2 separate regions of the Homo sapiens genome follow, and region 1 is linked to region 2. A link is an interaction called in ENCODE POLR2A ChIA-PET data of the cell type or tissue named here. Cell type or tissue: HCT116. All regions are shown on one strand. Each heading gives the region's core, and the rest is flanking DNA. Links, peaks and the distances in the headings are about the cores only. Region 1 has its middle 160 kb from the start of TRA-AGC15-1. Region 2 overlaps FOXN3 (forkhead box N3).

The links. ChIA-PET counts read pairs that join two places held together with the same protein. Peaks named below come from ENCODE experiments on the same cell type or tissue, not always from the same donor. Only the 100,000 strongest peaks of a DNase experiment are listed, where the experiment ranks them.
Region 1: POLR2A ChIA-PET joins it to region 2 with 5 read pairs; 2 of 35 experiments call an interaction of 5 or more read pairs at or near these places.

The regions. Positions count from the first base shown.
Region 1 is chr14:89,136,329-89,139,133 of GRCh38, forward strand. No RefSeq gene overlaps it. Among named protein-coding and RNA genes, the nearest start is that of TRA-AGC15-1, 160 kb to the left of the region's middle. In HCT116, for the core only: no CTCF peak of the experiment used is centred there; a DNase peak (open chromatin) is centred at 1,393; H3K4me3 peaks cover 552 bases.
Region 2 is chr14:89,395,581-89,398,385 of GRCh38, forward strand. All of the region lies in intron 2 of FOXN3 (forkhead box N3), which reads right to left. Among named protein-coding and RNA genes, the nearest start is that of FOXN3, 20 kb to the right of the region's middle. In HCT116, for the core only: no CTCF peak of the experiment used is centred there; no DNase peak of the experiment used is centred there.

The sequences.
Region 1 (2,805 bases), core at 110-2,609, 260 kb before region 2:
AAACATTGCAGAAAAATGCTAATAAACTTAAAGACAGCAATTGAAACTATCCAAAGTGAAACAGAGAGAAAAATGACGCCCCAAAACGAGCAAAGCGATCAGTGAGCTATGGAACAACTTCAAGCAGCCTAATATATATGTAACTGGAGCCCCTGAAGAAGAATGAGTAGGAACAGAAAAAATATTTGCAGAAGTAATGGCCAAAACTTTTGCAAATTTGAAGAAAACTATAAATTCAGGCTTAAGAAGCCTAGGAAATTCCAGGCACGAAAATCAGGAAGAAAATGATACCAAGGCACATGAAAAATTGAATTGCCTAAAACTAGTAGTAAAGAGAAAATCTTAAAAGCAGTCGGGGTAGGGGGAGGAAGTACACTTTACATACAGAGGGGCAAAAGAAAGGATGACAGCAGATTTCTCACCAGAAATAGTGTTAGGTTAGAAGACAAGACAGATGTGTCTTTAAAATCCTGAAATAAAAAAAGCTGTCAACCTAGAATTCTATACCTAGCAGAAGTATCTTTCAAAAGTGAAAGCTGACAAACTAAAAGCTGAATGAATTCATCTCCAGCAAACCCGCACTACAAGAAATATTAAAGTCCTTTGCACTGAAGAAAAATGATACTAGATGGAAACACCAAGAAATAAAGAGCATTAGAAATGTTATCTGTCTGAACAAATATAAAAGACCTTATCCTTTACTTTAAAAATAACTTTAAACACTAAAGCAGAGGATCTCTTTCTCCTGCCATTTAAATTGTCTATTTTCTGGAGTAGAGAATTCACAGAACTGTGAATCCATGATGTGAAATTTCAGCTTCTTGCAAATGACTGAAGGCAATTATTTACCTCTCTAGAACTCAGTTCCCCTCACTTGTCAACAGGGGACAAGATGATAAGCTAATGAATAACACAATCCTTTGTAAAATTAAAAGCAGCATATAAACATCACTGGTCTTCCTTTAATTTTGCAGTCCCTTCCAAGAAAACAGCTTCGCATGGTGATGTTGAGGCCTGCCCAGCTGGTGCTGATGCTAAGATCTGCTTCCCAGGCAGCAGGCCTGTGCCTCCATTTACCCTCAAAGGAGAATCTCCCTCCCTCCTTAGGGGTTGGGGAGATGCCCTGAGAACACACTTTCCCTTTCAATATAATCCCTTATTCTGGTGCCCCTCACCCAATACTCCTGCAAAACCTAGCAGTGCCTCAGTTGTTCTTGCTAGCCTTGCCCAGTGAGGGATTTGGGCTCATGGAATAACATTCTTTTCTGGCTGGGCACGAAGCAAGAAGTTGAGCCTCATTCAGAGTGGCAGCAGGCCAGGCCTTCTTGCCTGTTGGCTCTTCCTGTTTGCTCAGGCCAAGGCAGCACTGGGGTGACCCACACCGAGGGCCGCACCAGTGGGCAAAGGGCCAGGCCCAAGTTTGAGGTTTAGGGGTGGTGAGTCATGCTGGAGTCATGGCCTGGGCTGGGAGAGGCACCGCCACTCCAGCAGACTGCTCAGAACTCTGTCCCTCCAGCTTTCCTTTCAACAAATATCTTCTGGGTACCCACTTGTATACCCGACTCAGAGTCAGGTGCTTTCTATACATTGTTGAATTTCTTCTTTAAAATGGCCTGTGAGATTGGTCTTTATATTCCCATTTCACAGGTGTGGAAACTGAGGCTCAGAAGGGTGAAATTGTAGGTCCAAGTGCACACAGCCAACTGCAGACACAGCTGGATTCAAGCCCTTTTTGAACCTGTATGTCACTCTTCCTGCACGACCTGGATGTTTGCATACTCACAGGGCACAGGGGACTAAGGTGGCTTTGGAAGCAGAAGCGGGAGAGTAACAACAGCTAACATTTATAGAAGGGCTACCATGTGCCAGCCACTGTGCAAACTCCTCACAAGAATGGTCTCATTTCATCCTCGAAGGGACCCTGAGAACTAAATACTAGTATTTTCCTTATTTCTCTTGTGCAGCATTGCATAGTGTGCAAGGGGTGGACTGGGCTTTGCAGTAGATCCAATACTTTGTCCCAAAGAGACCACGGATCTTATGTTGGTTCCCCCAGGAATGAACCTGGAGACGGTGTAGTTTAATTGGGAGGGGATCCCAGGAAGCACTGAGTTGGGGAAGGTGGGTAGGTGGAGAAACAGGAAAGTGCAGGAAGCATGTAAAAGGTATGATGTGGAACAGGTTGCTACTATGGGCAATGGGGTCTTTATTCCTCCTGGAACCTTTGGAAAACAGCATGGGGCAGTGCTTCTCAAAGCTGAACACGCACTCGAAGCTCCTGGGATGCTGTTAACATGCAGACTCTGATCCAGAAGCTCAGGGTGGGGCCCAAGACTCTGCATGTCTAACAAACTCCTAGTGATGTCAGTGCTGCTGGTCCCTGGACCACACTTTGAGTAGCAGGGTTGTAGCACATATCTCAGAAGTGTTTCACTAGAAGGTGGAGGGGGCTGGGATTATGAAACTCCAGCTTCCATCTCTCCTTGGCTGAAGGCTGCGGGGAGTGGGGCTTCTCTGCTCTCCTGGCCCACCTGGGAAAGGCCTTTAGGTAGCCTGCTGTGTGGTGGGCAGTCCTTTGGCAGGTATTGCAATGTGAATGCCAGCGGGCCTGGGAGGACACTGACAGCTTCGACTCCACTGTGGGATTGCCCTGCGTGCACTGTCCTTCCAGCTCACAGGACTCCCGCCTGCCCCTCGGTGGGAGGGAAGCCTAGGTGTGCCCACGGGCATGTGCTGAGAGCAGCTGAGCCAGTCAGGAATAGCCACTCCTCAGCAGGGGTCCCAGGCAGTAACCACAAAAAAAAC
Region 2 (2,805 bases), core at 234-2,733:
ACTAGAAATTCCTGGTGGACAGAAACTATACCTTCATCATCCGGCTTTCCTGATGCCTAGCATAAGCCTGTTTACAAGCATGGAATCAACATTAGCTGGATGGATGAACAAGTTATGAGAAAGTTTAGGATACCACACAGGAGTAGTGTAATTACCTTATTACTATTTATTAATATTAATATTATTATTTCTGGGAAAAAATGCCTGCCCAATATAAGCTGATCTCTAAGGCTGGAGGGGGGGGAGTTTCAAAGTAAGTCAAAGAACCAAAGATAATGAACATAGAGTTTATCAAGACAGACAGTTAAGTAAAAAATTTTCTAAGAGTCTTCCAGTCACACTTGTCACTACTTCTGGGAAATATGCAAACTCTCCACATAACATCAGCACCAAGAAGCAGATCAGGTCCTTTGCTCACCAGGAAGGATCTGTGTGGATTTCATCAATGGCTAAATACTAATAGGCAGGTAATGCAAAATAGTGTCCAGAGACTCATTCGAAGGCTAAAATTCAAGGACATTCTGAGTAATCAATGAAACAAAAATTTATAGGTTAAAGCATACTCTCAAAGACTTAAGCACATTTTCAGAAGTTACAAACAGAAATGAAAAATCACTTATAAAAACTGAGTATATTCAGTGACCCAAACTAAGATGTAGGAAGGAAAACAAATCCCACATAAATAACACCAGTTTATGTCCACTTCCAGTTAATCAGAGTCCTTGAAGAAGAGGTGAAGCAATGCACTGATGCAGAGAAAAGAGCATCAGGCCAAGGGGCAGCTGACCAAGGCTTTCGGCACAGATCTGTGGGTTTTACCAAGTCACTTTCACTGGACCCCAGATTCTTCATGTATAAACCAAGATCATCTTCCAGGATCCCAGCAAAAAGAACTCTATCAGAGTATGATGGGGACCACATCAGTCAAATCCAGGTACAGATGCTGGACTGGAGCATCAAGAAGCCACTGCTGGCTGGGCACGGTGGCTCATGCCTGTAATCCCAGCACTTTGGGAGGCGAGGCGGGTGGATCACGAGGTCAGGAGTTCAAGACCAGCCTGGCCAACATGGTGAAACCCCGTCTCTACTAAGAATACAAAAATTAGATGGGTGTGGTGGCAGATGCCTGTAATCCCAGCTACTTGGGAGGCTGAGACAGGAGAATCGCTTGAAACCAGAAGGCGGAGGTTGCAGTGAGCTGAGATTGTGCCACTGCACTCCAGCCTGGGCAACAGGAGTGAAACTCCATCTCAAAAAAAAAAAAAAAAAAACTTAAAATGAGAAATATGCTGCAGTAGACTTTTTTTTTTTTCCTTATTTGTTAGTGCACAAATCTGGTCCAAGTCAGTTAAAGCTATGGAAAATCAGCGACTGCTGTGGCCTTTTTCTCCATAAATTTCTGGGCAGCAAGAATCTCTGCTGTCACTATGCACAATAGCAAAGCCATGGAATCAACCTAAGTCCCATTAATGACAGATTGCATAAAGATGTGGGACATATACACCATGGAATACTATGCAGCCATAAACATAAATGAGATCACGTCTTTTACGGGAACATGGATGCAGCTGGAGGCCATTATCCTCAGTAAACTAACACAGGAACAGAAAACCAAATACCACATGTTCTCACTTATAAGTGGGAGCTAAATGATGAGAACACATGGACACATAGTAGGGAGCAACACACACTGGGGCCTATTGGAGGGTGGAGGGTGGGAGGAGGGAGAAGATCAGGAAAAAACTATTGGTTACTAGGCTTATACCTAGGTGGTGAAATAATCTGTACAACAAACCCCTGTGACATGAGTTTATCTATATAACAAACCTGCACATGTACCCCCAAACCTAAAATAAAAGTTAAAAAAAAAAAAAAAAAAAGAATCCCTGCTGTGGAGACCGAGGCTCTGCAAGAACCTCTAGGGCATCAGAAGGAAGCACTTGACTCCTTTGTCTGTGCTGTGGCTAGGCTCAGAAACGTCTGAGGACCCCCTACCACCTTAGGGGGAAAGTCTGGGCTCCCTGGCACTCAAAACCCCCCAGTCTAGCTCAGCCTACCTTCCCAAACTTATTTCTCTCTCTATCCCACTGTGACCCTTTGTTTTAGCCAATTAGAGTGAAGGAGGAGCAAGGAAGTGTCAGACCTTGGCTAAAAATATCTGGCTGTGTCAATTTAGCAAGCCACTGAACCTCTCTGAGCTTCAGTTTCCCCATCTGCAAAGAGCATATAATACCTGCTTATAGTTGTTAAAAAGATGTAAGACCATGGATACAAATGCCTCACATGACTCCAAACAGCACCCAGCAGGTCCTATGGAAATGTCACTTCCCACTTTCACACTCAGTCTTCCCCCTTATGCGTCCCTACCTCTGGACAAGCCACGTCTGATGACTCAAGGGACCTCCTCTCTCCCTGTCGCCAGCCCCAGTCTGACTATCCTGAAGGAACCAGCTAATAAAATGCTGTCTTCAGGATTCTTCCAGTGGCACTGCTAAACCTTAGGAGTCCCCTTCTCCTTTGGCTTCCCCAACCACATAATTCTGGCCTTTGCCCAATCCCCTGGCAACTGGCAGAAGCCACTCTGTAGCCTTCCTGGTCTCTTTTTATTTTGTTGAGTATCCTCCACCAGAGTTTTGTCATCCCCAGTCCCCAGGATAAAGTAATTATATTTTCCCCTATTTTGAAAATAACGCAATGATGCGGGCTAGTGCATAACAGTCAGCAAGAACTATTACCAAACCTCCTGATCTTGACTATTAGGACAACTTGTATTGGACAGCTGACATTTATTTCTGTCTGGATCGG